Linked DNA regions of Mus musculus: region 2 is linked to region 1. A link is a loop called in an ENCODE intact Hi-C map of the cell type or tissue named here. Cell type or tissue: left cerebral cortex. All regions are shown on one strand. Each heading gives the region's core, and the rest is flanking DNA. Links, peaks and the distances in the headings are about the cores only. Region 1 holds the start of Gm52389 (a long non-coding RNA gene). Region 2 holds the start of Adrb1 (adrenergic receptor, beta 1).

Region 1 (7,627 bases), core at 1,794-6,793:
GAGCTAGAAAAGCTACCCCTGGTAACCAGTCAGCATTTTCTGTGTTGTGGTGGTGCTCTGTTGTTGTTGTTTTCCTAGACAACGCTTCACTCTGTAGCCCTGGCTATCCTGGAACTCACTGTGTAGACCAGGCTGGCCTTAAACTCCCAGAGATCTTGCCTGCCTCTATCTCCCAAATGCTGGGCACTATGGCTGATTTGAGCATTTTATAGTCAAGGAATCACCATGCTACACATCTCTGGTCTTCTAGCTTTCGAGAAAGTCTTCAAATAAGGATCCCCATTTTAAGCACAGGAAACCAAAGTTTCTGGTGTTAGATTTTCATTGTTTGGATCTGAGTAACTGAGGCTGGCCGTGAGCTCCTGGTCCTGTCGCTTCCTCCTCCCCTGAGTACCTATGTGCTGGCATTGCACATGCGCAGCACCAAGCCTGAATAGAATGTTATCTATTTTGCATTCAGAATTGCAGCCCAGAGGTAAGAAACTCCTCAGCAATGACAATGTGATGTTTGGGGTGAGCCGGTATCCATCCAGGGCGGGGTTTCCCCTGGCTACAGACAGCCCCTTCTGTCTCAATGCTCCTGTGACTTGGAAGCAGATTGTGGTAGGGACTGGTGTGCAAGGGACAGGTACAGAAAACCTTCAAGAAACCAGGAGAACAAGACAGGAAGGAGAACAGCTCAGTGCAGACTCAGATGGGCCCCATCTCACAGGCCCGTGCACTCTTGCCTCAAGTCAGTCCACACTTGAAGGCACCTCTGTCTTCTTCTCACTATCATTTGCATGAGGGTCAACCGGGCCAAGATGAGCTCTGTCACCTTCAGAGCCAGGGAATGACACAGAGAAGTTGAGGTCCAGGTGTGGAGCCATCAATTGCCTATTATACGGTATTTGGTTCTGAGAGGAAGGCCGGCATCTTCTGCCGTCTTGTTCGTCTCCCAGGGTTGCTTGCCCTGATGTCTGGCGCGGAATGGAGAGTGGACATTGCTGTTTTAGATGCCCCGTCTCCATTCTCCCATCGCTCAGTCACAGAAGCAGATGTGGCACCTTGAGGGTAGGGGATCCTTCCACAGTTTTTCACTGAAAAGGTGCTCAACACAGAGTGGTGGCTGTTCATGATGTCACCAGAAGGACCCAAGGAGCCAATTCTCAACAAATTTCTGGGGAAATTGTCCACTCCCCTCTGGAGATGAAGCAAGAAAGTAAGGAGTAAGGGGCTCTCACTGGAACCACTACGTTCAAGAACGTTCTTGACCAGAGCAGAGACACAGTAAAGTGTTCCCTTCCTAGATATAAAGACCTGTGTTCAAATCTCCAGGACACACATGAGAAGCTGGGCACAGTGATGTATACCTGTAATCCCAGCAGGGGTAAGATAGGAGCTGGGGCTCCTTGCAGCTTGGCTGGCTTGGCCTGTGTGGTAAAGTTCCACAGCAAATGAGAAACCTCATCTCAAACCAGTGATGGCAAGAGCCTGGGGACCAACGCCTGAGGTTGCTCTCTGACCTCCACCGTGTACCATAAGCACCCACCGCCCATATGCAGGGACATACATTACCCACGAGCTGCAGCCCAGGGTTCTGAAGTTGCCGCTGACGTTGAGACAGACACTTCCGCCATGAGCCACAAGCACAGCTCCCCTCTCTCTGCTGCCATCTGATCCTCCAGTCAGTGCATCAGGTAGGAAAGATAGCTAAGGGATACTGGGGTGTCTTTGCAGTTCAGAGAAGCCCCTTGGACAAAGCCAGAATGGACTCTGGGGGCCAGTTCACCATGTCCCGCATGCTAAGTGAGCACACAGTTTGACAGTGATCGTCATGGCAAAGACAATGAGGAAGAGAGGGGAAAACTTTCTCCTTCTCTCCTGGTTATGACCTTGAGCACGCTTGACACTGCAGGAAGCCATCCTGACGTCTCAGAAGGCCCGAGAATGAGACCACAGTGAGTAATGGGGAGGAGAAGCCAGCCTGCAGAGGATGCCTCTTAATGCCTCTTAAAAGCCCAGAGAGGGGAGCTGACTTAGTCTGGATCACATAACACTGGGGTGAGGGATAGATAGACCTTGAACCCTGCCTACCCCACTCTTACCCGTTAGCCTTTACTTGGCTGCCGTTAAGAACTTGTGGACTCTTTCCACTGACCTGCAGTACTCACGCCGGCTGCCAGGAGGGTCTCACAACCCCTCCTTACGCACGCCCTCTAAAGTGGCTGATTGATCGGAGCCCACTGAGCAGCAAAGGTGCCTGTGGATCTGCCCAGCTGAGAAGCTCTCAGAACACATTTCCCCTGGCAGACCCGGTGGAGCCTGGGTGTGTATGAATAACTCAGGGCCGGAGCCTGGCTGGTGGGGAGCTCAGAGCCAGCTCTGAAAACACCCTAGGGGCTCTCTCTGAGTGGCACAGTGAAATGTGGCCACACCGGTTCAGTCTATTTTAAGCTTCGGAAACCAAGGGAGGTGAAGCCGGGTGAACCAGTGAGCTCCTGGGCAGATGAGTTCCAGGCTAACTCTGGGTGGCTCTAAGGTCACCTTGGGCCCCTCTCGTGCCTCTGTGCTTTGTTCTTCCTGCTTCCCTTTGGACAGATGGGAAGGAAGGAGTCACACTGGAGGGACACTCCATTTAGACAGAAAAATGAGAGAATGTCATCTGCTAGGACCTGGTCGGTGTCTTTAAGTGGATTTTTCACCTGATGTAATTGACTGCTTTGAGTGGGGTGCAACCACTGTCTCTCCTCTCACGGAAAGGAATGGAAGCCCAGAGAAAGCAAGCCTCTTCCTCGAGGTCACCAGCAGAGCTAGGGTTTGAAGTCCACAGAGAGGGTAGCGTTGGGACACTAGCATTACATGTGGGTGTCTATGCTCTGGTCTCAAGCCCAGCAGTGGGCAGAGCTGCTTTTACCACATGTAAGCCACACTGGGTTCATCCATAGCTTAGAACGTTTGGTTCTTACGGTGCCATTGCTCAGATTACAGAACCAAAGCTTAATGTCCTAAGTACATTTTCTTTGTACCACACAGCTTCCAGGATCTTTGTTTGGGGTTTGGGCTGATAGTGATGGAGAGAGAGAAAGGGCAGATACAACTGATAAGAAAAGATGTTCAAAGTGTAGAATCCAGGAATCACCAGTCATTTGCTTTGTCTTAAGTACTTAGATACTGCCATTTTAGCTTGTGGGTGAATGTGTGTGTGTGTGTGTGTGTGTGTGTGTGTACATATGTGTGTCTGTGTATGCATGCTGTGTGTATGTATATATAAATATGTGTGTGAGTGTGTGGGTCTGTGTGCATGCTGTGTGTGAGAAGTGTATGTACATATGTAAGTATATGTATGATTGTGTAGGTGTGTGTGAGTGTGTGTACATGTGTGTGTGCTTGTGTGTGCGTGTTGTGTGTGTGAGTATGTGTGTGTATGTAAATATGTGTGTGGGTGTGTGTGCATCCTGTGTGAGAGTGTATGTATGTATGTAAGTATATGTGTAATTGTGTAGGTGTGTGTGAGTGTGTGTACATGTGTGTGTGCATGTTGTGTGTGTGAGTATGTGTGTGTATGTGTGTATTTAAGTATGTGTGTGGGTCTGTGTGTGTTTGCATGTGTGTGTGTCTATGTGTGGATGCTGTGTGTGAGTGTGTGCACATGTTTACGTGTGTGTGTGTGTGTGTGTGTGTGTGATATGCAGTGTATGGTGTGCATGCATGTTCACATTTGGAGGCCTGAGGTTGATGTTGAGTGTCTTACTCAAAGGCTTCCCATCGTGTATATTAACATAGGTGTCTCACTCGGCCTGGAGCGCCATGTTTTGGCTTGTCTGACTAGCCGGTTTTTTCCAGGGATCCCCTGTCACATTCTCCCACATCCTAAGATCACAACCTGGTTGTCATGCCCACATGGCTTTTACGCAGGTCCTGAGGAGCTGAACTCTGGTCTTCATGCTTATAAAGCTACCTCACCTACAAAGCCATCTCCCTAGCCTAGATTACACTGAACTGAAAGGACAGAAAGAAAAAAAAAAAAAAGAAAAAGATCTCATTTTAATTCCTTGATTCCTCCCCCTTTCATTAGAACAGTCATGTGCACCAATCTTTTCTTTTGCGTCACAAACCTGTAATCTCAGCACGCCAGAGGTTGAAGTAGGCAGATTATGAGTTCCAAGCCAGCCTAGGTCGCATGGTGAGACCCTGTCTTAAAACAACCACAGCCAGATACTGAGAACATAGAAATGAATAAAACTGGGTTCGAACCCTGCCAGAGCCCACACTCTAGGAAGAGGGAGAAATATATATGGGGCTCACCTCTAAAACTGTGTCAGCAGACCAGAACACACACCACATGGTTGGTGATAGCAGTGCTGTGGCCACTGGCTTCTGCTTGGGTGGGGATGTCAGGCGTGACAGAGCCCCCCTCCCGCCTCTCTCTCTCTCTCTCTCTCTCTCTCTCTCTCTCTCTCTGTGTGTGTGTGTGTGTGTGTGTGTGTGTGTGTGTGTGTGTATTCCTGTTTTTTTTCAAGGTCACCCTGGGAAGAAATGTTTTAGGCAACGTGGTTTATATGGCTGAAGACCTGTGGCTGAAGGAAGCCACTGGCTGATTTTAAGGAGCCAATCATTGCCAAGGAGAAGGTGTGCAGGGGATATGGTGGAAGTAGCTGGCACTAGGAAAGCTGTCTTGGGAGGGAGAGAAGAGGTCAGGAAGTCTGAGGTTAGCTTCTGTATGCGATGCAGAGGGATTTACATGGTCTCCCGGATGCCACTCAAGAAGGTAGGCGGAAATGTGACACGAGCTGGTCTCTGTTTCAGAAAGTGTGTGCTGGCTGGGGAGAGAGGATGAGGTGGATGGTGAGACTGGGAGCTAGGAAGCTGTGTAGGGAAGGGCGTCCACAGCCAGGAGGAGAGCCAAGGCACCATCCACCCGTGCTGGGAAATCACCCGGGACTAAGGATCAGACACTAAGAAAAGCTGGATGTTGAGCTGCATGTGTGAGTGTCTGATATATTTTTGTTTAAAAAAAAAATGGAAGAATTTTTTAGCAAAAACTAAAATTATGATAGAGTTATAATACAATATCTGGCCAAAGCAGCTCAGAGAAGGAAGAGTTTGTTTTGGCTCAGGTTGAAGGGAAATCTTGGTGACAGAACCTGAGGCAGCTGGTCACATTTTATCTGCTAACAGGAAGCAGAGAGGTAACTGCTGGCCCTCAGCTCAGGACCCCTAAGGGATGGTGCTGCTCACTGCTCAGCTCAGGACCCCAGCCTAAGGGATGGTATTGCCCACAGTTGCTGACTCTTCCCTGTTCAATCAAATGAATCTAGAAACTCCCTCTCAGACCTGCCCAGGGCTTGTTCCCAGGGGATTCTGAATCCTGCCAAGTTGACCACATCTACATCTCAAGGATAAAGGGAATTAGGTTAATAATGAAAACCAAGAATAGCCTATGTGGTCCATTGTGATGGTTTGTATATGCTCGGCCTAGGGAGTGGCACTATTAGGAGGTGTGGCATTGTTGGAGTGTGTCACTGTGGGTGTAGGCTTTGAGACCAGCATCCTGTCTTCCTGGAAGCAAATATTCTGCTGGCAGCCTTCTGATAAAGATGTAGAACTCTCAGCTCCTCTAGCATCATGCCTGCCTGGATGTTGCCATGTTCCTGCCTTGATGATAGTGGACTAAACTTCTGAACCTGTAAGCCAGACCCAATTAAATGTTCTTTAAAGGAGTTGACTTGGTCATGGTGTCTGTTCACAGCGGTAAAACCCAAACTAAGACACCCTAGTACAACTAGTAAGCTATGCGTTTCCTCTCTGTATTTCCCCAAGTTTGCAGCCCCAAATTAATGTCTTAGGAGATGCTTTTCTTGAGTGTTGGACAGCTAAGCAGGCAACATTCTTGCCTTCAAGCTGTGAAGACTCACCTTAGGCCCACTGTTAGCAGGTCTACCCTCATTTCTTATTTTGAAGCCATGCTTCTCGAATAAATAAAAAGGAGTCAGTTTGGCCCAGGCCATGATAGTAAGCGTTTCAGTTCTGTTTGTCCCATAGAGTGGTGCACCCAATGGCTTGTTCCCTTTCCCTTCCCTTGGGCCAGAGAAATGATCAGGACAATGGAACTCTGTGTGTCTTTGTGTCCCGGAAAGCTCATCGCAAGCTGACAGGAAATAACAGGCATTCAAATCAGCCCTTGCTGCAGCTCTCTGTTTAAGTTGGTGGTAGTGAGAGAATACTATTTTTTTTTTTTAATTTAGTGCTCTAGAGTTTTCCCTGCCAGGGTATTCACTGTGCATGAGTCAGCCTCCAGCCTTGCTCCACAAGGAGTGTCCAGCCTAGAAAAGAAAAAGTAATTGATGAGAGCCCCACAGAATAGTTATCTTGGCATTGACTGGTCCTGCTGGGTCAGAACAATTGACTATTGGCAAGCCCCACGTTCTCCACAGGCATGAAGGGAGAAATGAAGCCTTCTTTGGGGAAGGTATGATTCAGAATGTCAGAAATTCTGGTCTTGAATGGAAGGCCTCAGGGGGACATCTAGACAGTGGCCTTATTCTGTGTTATGAGGCCGAAGGGTGATTTTGAGAGGCAAGTTTGGCAGAAGAGCCAAATCCCTTTGCTGAACTGCCATCTAGGTTAGATGGAGCGTTGGCAAATGTGAGGACCTGAATTCTTTGGGCACTTCCTGCCCTGGTGGCTGATAGCTCTCCAGACCATCCATCCGCTGGGAAAAAAAAAGATGGTAATGAATGAATCCACTGCGTCTGGGAGACTAAAAATGGCCGACAGGGGCAGGGGAAGGGTGGGAGAGAACAGGGTTCATGCTACTGACCAACAGCAAAAGCTACAGCAGTTATTATCTGCTTCAAGCCTGGAGCAGAATCGGCCAGATGGGTCCAGTAATGTGCCCTCCTCCGCTCTGCCCAGGCTGGTTTTACATCACAATGGCTGCTCTATGCTGTTTTTTCAAGTATTGGGATGTCGCTGTACACCCTGTGTCCTGGCAGACAGACTTGGAAAAGGTTTCCCCTTGGACTTCCGGCTTAGGCCAGCAGCAGGCAAGGGATGCAGGCTGTGTGTTACCCAGGAGGCTAGACAAGCATTTCCTCTGGCAACCCAATCTTTCTCACAGAAAGGAACCTCCGCGGGTGCTAGGCAGGACTCTCCATGCAAGGCCTGGCTGGTGGCGCTCCCCTCGCCAGGATTGGGTTCCATCATGCATCTGAGATAAAGGAGGGGCTTTTCACTCTGCCCAGGGTTACTAGGAGGTTTTTGCAAGGCGGCATGTTTGCGTGACTTCCTGTGGGCCTCACCCTTCTCATCTGTCCACATGTAAATGGCTGTTCGTCAGAGAAAAACAGATAGGAGCCCAGAGGCAGGTTGTGCGTCCTATTGGCAAGGGCAGACGCTTGCTTGGTGTTCCACACTGTAAGGGAGCTTTGAAGTTTCCTAATCTCTCTGAAAAGAGATAGCAAGAATTTAATAGGTTTTGGGTTTGGGTTTTGTGTGTGTGTGTGTGTGTGTGTGTGTGTGTGTGTTTTAAGGAAACTACTGATAAAAAAGCTGTGACATAAGCAAAGAAAAATGTAAGTGCTTTTGAGAGCAATACAAGCAGCAAATAGGGAAATGCCGTAAGACCTGACCCGTAGTCTGCCTG
Region 2 (7,627 bases), core at 1,314-6,313, 54 kb before region 1:
CTGTCTTTATTGCACATGGACCAATTCCCACACGGTAGTTAGTTGCACCAGAGTATAAATACTTGGTCACACACACAAGAAGAGATAGAATATACACACGAGTGCTAAATTTTACCAGCAGATTCACGGGGGCACTTGGACATTAAAAAATAATAATAAAAATACGTAAGAGAATAATATTTATAATATGGATACAGTTACAGTACCATGATAAGAGTATAAAAAGTAACTTCCCAATAAACCATCAACTCAATAACATAATAGACAAGAGAAACTGAGTTTGAATTTTATTTTAGCTTTTTAAAGATCTGCCCACCTCCCCATCCCAGTAAAAATATTTAATTTTTTTTGTGCAAGTTAACAACTTCTATGAATTTTACAATGCCTAACACTGTGCAAAATGGCCTTCCAACCACTGCCTTTTTTTTTTTTTTTTGCCGTCTTTGTTTTTAGCCACATGTGCAATAATCTCAACTGTTTCCTTTTTGTTCTGTCCTATCTTTAGTTGACAGAGTCACATGTCACAGAGAGAGACTCAGCGCCTGGTCCTTCCAACTAGTATTGATACATAAATAAGCTGTTTAATATAAACAAGTCTTTCTATCTTGCTGTGCAATATGCACAGAGTGAGGTAGAGGACCCACAGCAGGACCACCGAGGCGCGCAGGGCACAAGGTTTGCCCTCTAGGAGAAAGCAAGGTGAACCGTGCTCCACACATAGTTTCTCGAAACCAGATTTGTCTGTTTCGCATCCTTCTTTTCCCTTTGCTTTAAGAACAGGAGACACCAGTACTCCGGAATTAGTATGCAATTTCTTTAGAAAGCAAAGGGAAACACTTCCTGGCTAATTATCACCGGCCCCGCCCCCACACCAAACCTGAGCTGAATACTTAGGTTCCTAGGTGTGGAACCGGAAAGCCAGGTGATAGACTCCATCCTGCCCCCTCCCCTCCCCGCCTAGTTTCCACTCGGGTCCTTGCAGAAAGTGTCAAAACCCACCTAGGGGCGGGGGGGGGGGGGAATGCCTGAAGGTGCATTAAACACACGAAAGGCCGAACCTCAGAGAGAAAGGAACTCAAGACAAGCCAGTAAGCCATACTAAGCCACACTCTCCCAACTCCTCCTAAACTTTCCTTTTTGCGCAAACGCTCGGTCCGGGGCTTTTCTGTACGTCTCGGATGATTCGATAGATCTGTGGGCTTTGCATTCACCTGCTTTCGGTCTTGAGTAAACAGAGATCTCCTCTCTCCCCTGGGGAGCGGCTCAGGGGCGCCCAGGCGGGCTCTCTTCCTCTAGGGATGCAGAGCCCGTGTCCAGCCCGGGACTATGGGGAGCGGCGTCCGTGCGCCCAGAGAGCCTGGCTCTCTACACCTTGGACTCCGAGGAGAAGCCCTGGCGCCCCGGCTCGTCCAGGCTCGAATCGCTGTCCACAGTGGTTGTCCCGCCGTTGCAGCCGGTCCAGGGCTCCAGCAGGCGCGCCGGTGGGGTGGTCCCGGCGTCGTCGTCGTCGTCGTCCGAGGGAGCTCCGGGGGACGGCGGCGGCCCAGCTCTCGCCAGGCAGCCGGAGGCGCGCGGCCGGTCCCCGTGGGCTGCGCGGCGTCTGCAGGCGGCCCGGCGCGCGCAGCAGAGCAGGCGCTGGAAAGCCTTGCGGAAGTCGGGGCTGCGGCAGTAGATGATGGGGTTGAAGGCCGAGTTGGCGTAGCCCAGCCAGTTGAAGAAGACGAAGAGGCGATCCGGCACCAGGTCGCGGTGGAAAGCCTTCACCACGTTGGCCAGGAAGAAGGGCAGCCAGCAGAGCGTGAACACACCCATGATGATGCCCAGTGTCTTGAGCGCCTTCTGCTCGCGCAGAGCCACGAGGCGCGACGGCCGCCGCTTGCTGGAGCGCCCGTTGGCCAGCGAGTCTGCGGGGCGCGGTGGCCCAGGTGACGGCGAGGGCTCAGGCGAGGGCGGCCGGGCTGGGCCGCCGAGGAAGCGGCGCTCGCAGCTGTCGATCTTCTTTACCTGTTTTTGGGCCTCGCGGAACACCCGCAGGTACACGAAGGCCATGATGCACAGGGGCACGTAGAAGGAGACGACGGACGAGGCGATGGCGTAGGCCCTGTTGGTGACGAAATCGCAGCACTTGGGGTCGTTGTAGCAGCGGCGCGCTTCGTCGCTCTCGGCCCGCCACCAGTGCATGAGGATGGGCAGGAAGGACACCAACGCCGAGATGGCCCACACTGTGCACACGAGGGCCCGCGCTCGCGCGCGCGTCAGCAAACTCTGGTAGCGAAAGGGCGACGTGATGGCGAGGTAGCGGTCCAGGGCGATGACACACAGGGTCTCAATGCTGGCCGTCACACACAGCACATCTACCGAAGTCCAGAGCTCGCAGAAGAAGGAGCCGTACTCCCAGCGGCCCCACACCACGATGGTGGCCCCGAAAGGCACCACCAGCAATCCCATGACCAGATCAGCGCTGGCCAGGGACATGATGAAGAGGTTGGTGAGCGTCTGCAGCCGCGGGGTCTTGGCGATGGCCACGATCACCAGCACGTTACCCACCACGATGAGCAGAACGATGAGCGCCAGCAGTAGGCCCATACCCGCGGTCCACTGCTGCGACAGCGGCGCTGAGCCCTCGCTGGCTGGAGGCAGCAGCGAGGCGGGAGGCGACGCGAGCACCAGCAGCCGCGCCGCGGTGGCCGCACCGTCGGGCAGCGGCGCGGCGGACGACAGGTTGCAGGGTTCGGAGGCGCCCAGGGCGAGCGCCCCCGCGCCCATGCCGAGCTGCGGAGGCCGGGGGCGGGGGGTGTGGCGGGGCTGGGCCGCGCCTGGGGAGCACCCCAGGAGCCGGGGCTGCGGGGCCCGCGCGGGGAGGTCGCGGCCAGGTCAGGGCAGCCGCGGCTCGGGGCCGGAGGCATGGACGCCGGGCGCCTTCTCCTCCGTAGCCGAGCGCTGTCTCCGCCGCCGCCGCCGCCGCTGCTGCTGGAGCCGCTGTCGCTGCTGGAAGAGCCGCCGGGACCTCAGCATGTTTCTGAGCGCGCGGGGCCGGCGGCTCCAACACCCAGCACCTCCCCCCCCCCCTTCGCTGCCACCCCCCCAGCCAGCCCCCGGGGCCGCGCGTCAGGCTCCCGCAGCCAATCGCCGCCAAGGCACGCCCCCGACAATGGTGCCCCCACCCCCAACACCCAGCACCCCCTCCTACCCGCGATTGAAAGGCTCCAAAGATTGCGGGCGGACTACGCAGCCAGCACCCACGGGCTGCAGCGAGCGCGCCCTTTCCTGCTCAGGCTTCTTCCAGAGTCTAGTCTGCGGCGCCCCCTGCGGCGCCCCGCCGCCTCCTGTGCCCCCCGCCAACCAGTAGTCTCCGTTAACCTTAGCACCCAGCTCTCCTTTTGCCGCTCCCGCAAGAGCGCCCTTATTTCCCTTCGGCACCCCGTAGTTCCCTCGCCTCTAGTGCCCGGTTCCTGGTAGCTATAAGAGAACCTTACAGGCGTCTCGGAGACGCAGGAGTGCCTTGGACAGCCTATCTGCTGGGATTGGAGGAATTTAGCTGTGAGACTGGGGTTCTGCCATCAGGCAGCCTGGCTCTTCCCTGATCGCGAGGGGACCTGGCCAGCATGACAGCTTGGGGGAATAGGAAGTGGGTGTTAGTGATTAGAGGAAACTTTGCAGCCAGGCGGGTTGCTGGAGCAGGGTACGCATCTGTCAGAAAGGCTCTCTGGGCGCTGTTCTCGCGCGGAGCTGTGCTCTCTCCTTCAAGTGCAGTAGATGGGGAAAGGAAGGGAAGGTTTGTGGATGTAACTGCCAACACCGAGGACCAGTCGGATACACACACAGGCCCCAGTCCCAGCTAAAGAAAAGGATGAAAGAGTTCTGAATATAAAGGAGAAGTTTAGGGCAACATTCAGTCCAGGGTAAATGACGTCGCCCCACCCCCACGCCCCTCGTGGAAAGAACACGGAGAATGACGCTTCAGACTTTTTGACTCCAGTACCAACACCTTAACATCCGCATCTGTGCTCCGTTACCCATGGGATTTTGCAATCTGAGCTGAGCCAACACAAGGTGCTATCCCTTTTGGGTTGACGTCATGAACTGGGATTTCAGATTTCTTGGGAGGGTGGCTAGATTCTCAAAACTGTGGGATTAGCTTTGGGAAGATGAGGGAAGAAAATATATACATACTCAAGGCGATTAAATCTGAAAGCATTTAAAGTCATACCACATTTCCTCGCTTCACATTGTCGAGAGAATCCGAAACTAGAGTCTTTGGCTTCATTCCTGATGCGAACAGAGGATGGGACCTCGGGCTGAGGTCCTCTGATCTACCCCTGGGAATGCCTCTACCTCAGGCCGTAAAAAGGAAATCTGTAATTAAGTTCTTGAGAAGCGAACAGTTCCCAATTGTCTCAGAAGGGAAGGGTGCACGGTAGTGTTATATAATGTTATGTAATGCTCCCGAGTCCTTCTTGCATTGGAATAAAAAGATTAGCATCTGGGAGGAACATCAACATGTGGCCAAGCTGGTACTCTCACCTTGCCAAAAGACACAGGCTCACAGCTGTCCATCCACAGCCGTACTCTTCATAAAGTCAAACCCGTGGATGTGCCCTAGGATCAGGCTTGACCACTGAGAGTGTTACCACGGGGGAGTGATCTGTTTATTCACCCCTGCCCTGGACTTACCAAGTTCTGCCAAGTTGGGGAGTTTTGAGAATCAGGGAACAGGAACTACACCGAGGGCAGAAGGAGTTGGCACCCATAGTCACCCCAGCCTCTTCAAGCCAGGGTCTCTCCTTCCTGTGGCTTTTAGGGGATGGCTGAAAGGACTCAAGGGACAATCTGAAAAACGCCCATGTTTTGAAGTGAGCTGACCAAGAAAGGGCCTCTGAGTGCTGGGGTGTGGGGAAATGTGGAAAGAGGCTTTCTGCTAAGTGGTGCTATTGGGGTGCAGTGTATCGACCTCGTGTCCCCAGGGCATGGGGTTTCTTGGGATGATAAGGCCAGAACTGAGCTGTAGAGATTGGAGTCAGGAGCCGAGGCTGGTAACCTTGTGCTATTTATATGTATGAACACACCAGGCGGCAGGACCACCATTCTGGATTTTGTGACCTTTCCCCTTGATGACTTGGTGTTACATCAAGTTTCTCTGCATTTCTGTGGAATAAATACATTCAAGTAAGCATTCAAAAACCAGGAGGCTTTTCTAGCAGGGCTTCATAGAGAGGATCCCAGATGCTCTTAGGGACTTTCCTCAACTGTACTGACAGGCGTACTTAAAATAGTGTAGCCTCAGCTAGCATGGAGGTCTCTCTCTCTCTCTCTCTCTCTCTCTCTCTCTCCATCTCTCTCTCTCTCTCTCTCTCTGCTTCTTAGAAAAGGATATGAGATTAAGAGGAAGTTCAACATAGCCACTGACTTAGTCTGTTTTCTGTTGCTATGACCGGATACCTGAACCTGGGTAATGTAAGAAGGGCTTTATTTTGGCTCAGAATTTTGAAGGTTGAGAGGTTCAAGTCCAGACACTTGCCTCTCTGTGCAGAGCAGAAAGCACAAGGGGCCTCTTGAGGAGTAGTAACAACCCGCTCTTCTAACTCCTGTCAGATCTCATAGCAACTATGTATCCATCCCGTCACAGCAAAGCCACCACTTAACACTCCGTCAGACCAACTGTTCAATATGGTCATTTTCTATCTGCCACTCAAAGTGCATCAGTAGGAATCCTTCCCAGTGTTAATTGGCACACCTGAGAATCACGAGTCCCTCCCCCGCTGCCTCTTTTCCCATCTGGCTCCCTGCATCCTATGGGAGACAGTATTCGGTGTGCACTCTGTGACTACCTCTCCTTATCCCCTTCACTCTCACAGAGAGCTGAATGTGTAGTTCAGCTGTACAGCAGTTACCTAACAGGCAAAGGCCCAGCTCCATCCAGGGATGACAGCCTTTACCGGCTCACTGCATAGAGTTCTGTACGCCTCTATCGTAGGAAACTCCGGCCTGGTTTCGGATCTAATCTCTTCCCAAAGCTGGGATATATTCTTGTCTTGCTTCTCCTTCCTCCTTCCGTCTTCCTTTCCCTGCCTGTTGCTTCTGGAAATAATTTCCCACTAACCTATGGTAACTGTGGCTATGATAGATTGCCTTTTGACGTCTCTTAAATCATTTTCATCTCTGTGTGATTTTTGCCTTTTCTAGGTCATATGTTTATGGAGAGCAGGAACTATCTTACCGTTTTTGCAGCTTCCATGTTCATTAATAATTACTTGACATTAGTTAATATTTAACTTGAATTCATAAATGTCATATTTAATTAAAATATCTTTTTTGCACAAGTGAGGAATGGTTGACTATTTCAGAACTTGGGAGTCTCCACTCATGCTTATAGCTCACACGGACCAGTCAATATTTCCATATAAGCACCTCAAAACACCCCGTTTATGAGCAGCGTCTCATTGTGTAGCCCATTCTGTCCTATGATCTAGGCTGGCCTCAAGCCCACAGCAGTCTTCCTGTCTTGGACTCCTAGGTGCTGAGGTTTCATGAACTGCCACAGTCAGCTAATTTCCACTCACTGGAAACATTATAACACTACTTATGCCTTCCCCACCCCCACCACCTTTCCCACCCCGGGAAGATCGCTGAGAATCTCATATCAAGTCCCAGATCAAGTCACATATCTATAGTACAGTGATTAATAGTCAATTCAGCCCACTCATGGTTACACGCCATGAACCTGACATTTCCAGTCTTAAAAATGAAGGTGAGCAGACGGACAACTGCTGGGAGACAGGCCAGAGAAACCCTAGGAAACGCATCAAACTCCACTAGCAAAACTGTCCTGGCGGCCGGTAATAACCTCCAGCTACTTGTAATCAAGCTATCACTAATCAAAAGATCTCCTAATCAGAGCTTAAGTGGTTCATCCTCAGGATAGACAACACAGCTTGTCACCTAAAGCCATATGGCTGCTCCAAGGATCAGTCCGTGCTAACTGAAGGACGGACAGCCTGGCTCAGGCTGGCACTTAAGGTCATATGCTAGATCTGGAGCCACAGTTTACACAGGGACAAGCAACTGCAGCCGCTATCATCACAACAAGCACAGAGGCGCGTATACAGTAAGCACGGTCAAGGCTGGGCTACTTAGAAAATCCAAAGGCTCTCCTCTCTCCCCACCCCCTTCCTCCCTCTCTGCCTCCTCCTCTTCCTGGTGTGTCTGACAAGTACATTGAATAATGTCAGAGCCAATAATAATATTTTTCAAAATTTGGATGCATTGGAAAGAGTTCCGATGGGGAGGGAGATGGGTAGAAGATCCAGGTTCCTGTCCTGGCTTGGCTGTTTGACCTTCAGTAGTGACTTCACCTTTCAAATGAATGCACTGTTTGCTCACACACTCGCTCTCTCTCTCCCTCTCTCTCTCTCTCTCTCTCCCTCTCTCTCTCTCTCCTCTCTGTATTAAGGGTGAAATAAATAGAATACTTTATGGGAATTTTTTTTAATCCACACGCTATGTATTTGTAATACACGGCTGTACACTGCCTTATCACTGCGACCTTTCAGATCACAGAAGGTGCCAAGATCTTCAGAAGAGTCCGTGCCCTTAGATAAGCTCCTTAGTCGGTGTGACCCTTCTTTGT

What was found. A loop is a pair of places that touch in the nucleus more often than their neighbours do. Peaks named below come from ENCODE experiments on the same cell type or tissue, not always from the same donor. Only the 100,000 strongest peaks of a DNase experiment are listed, where the experiment ranks them.
Region 2: a loop joins it to region 1, with 5 times the contacts of the local background. A loop is called at or near these places in 3 of 42 quality-filtered maps.

What each region holds. Positions count from the first base shown.
Region 1 is chr19:56,663,976-56,671,602 of GRCm38, reverse strand. It overlaps Gm52389 (a long non-coding RNA gene), which reads right to left and starts at 6,854. Exons shown (of 2, transcript XR_003952901.1): 1 at 6,803-6,854; 2 at 5,993-6,694. It overlaps Gm32492 (a long non-coding RNA gene), which reads right to left and starts at 2,536. Exons shown (of 3, transcript XR_386825.2): 1 at 2,141-2,536. It overlaps Gm32441 (predicted gene, 32441), which reads left to right and starts at 6,977. Exons shown (of 3, transcript NR_166869.1): 1 at 6,977-7,398. In left cerebral cortex, for the core only: no CTCF peak of the experiment used is centred there; a DNase peak (open chromatin) is centred at 4,829.
Region 2 is chr19:56,717,511-56,725,137 of GRCm38, reverse strand. Adrb1 (adrenergic receptor, beta 1) reads right to left here and starts at 3,021. Exons shown (of 1, transcript NM_007419.3): 1 at 1-3,021. The coding sequence starts at 2,766. The coding sequence ends at 1,366. In left cerebral cortex, for the core only: a CTCF peak has its summit at 3,343; DNase peaks (open chromatin) are centred at 3,263, 3,508, 4,097, 4,373 and 2 more places; H3K4me3 peaks cover 3,100 bases; H3K27ac peaks cover 3,602 bases.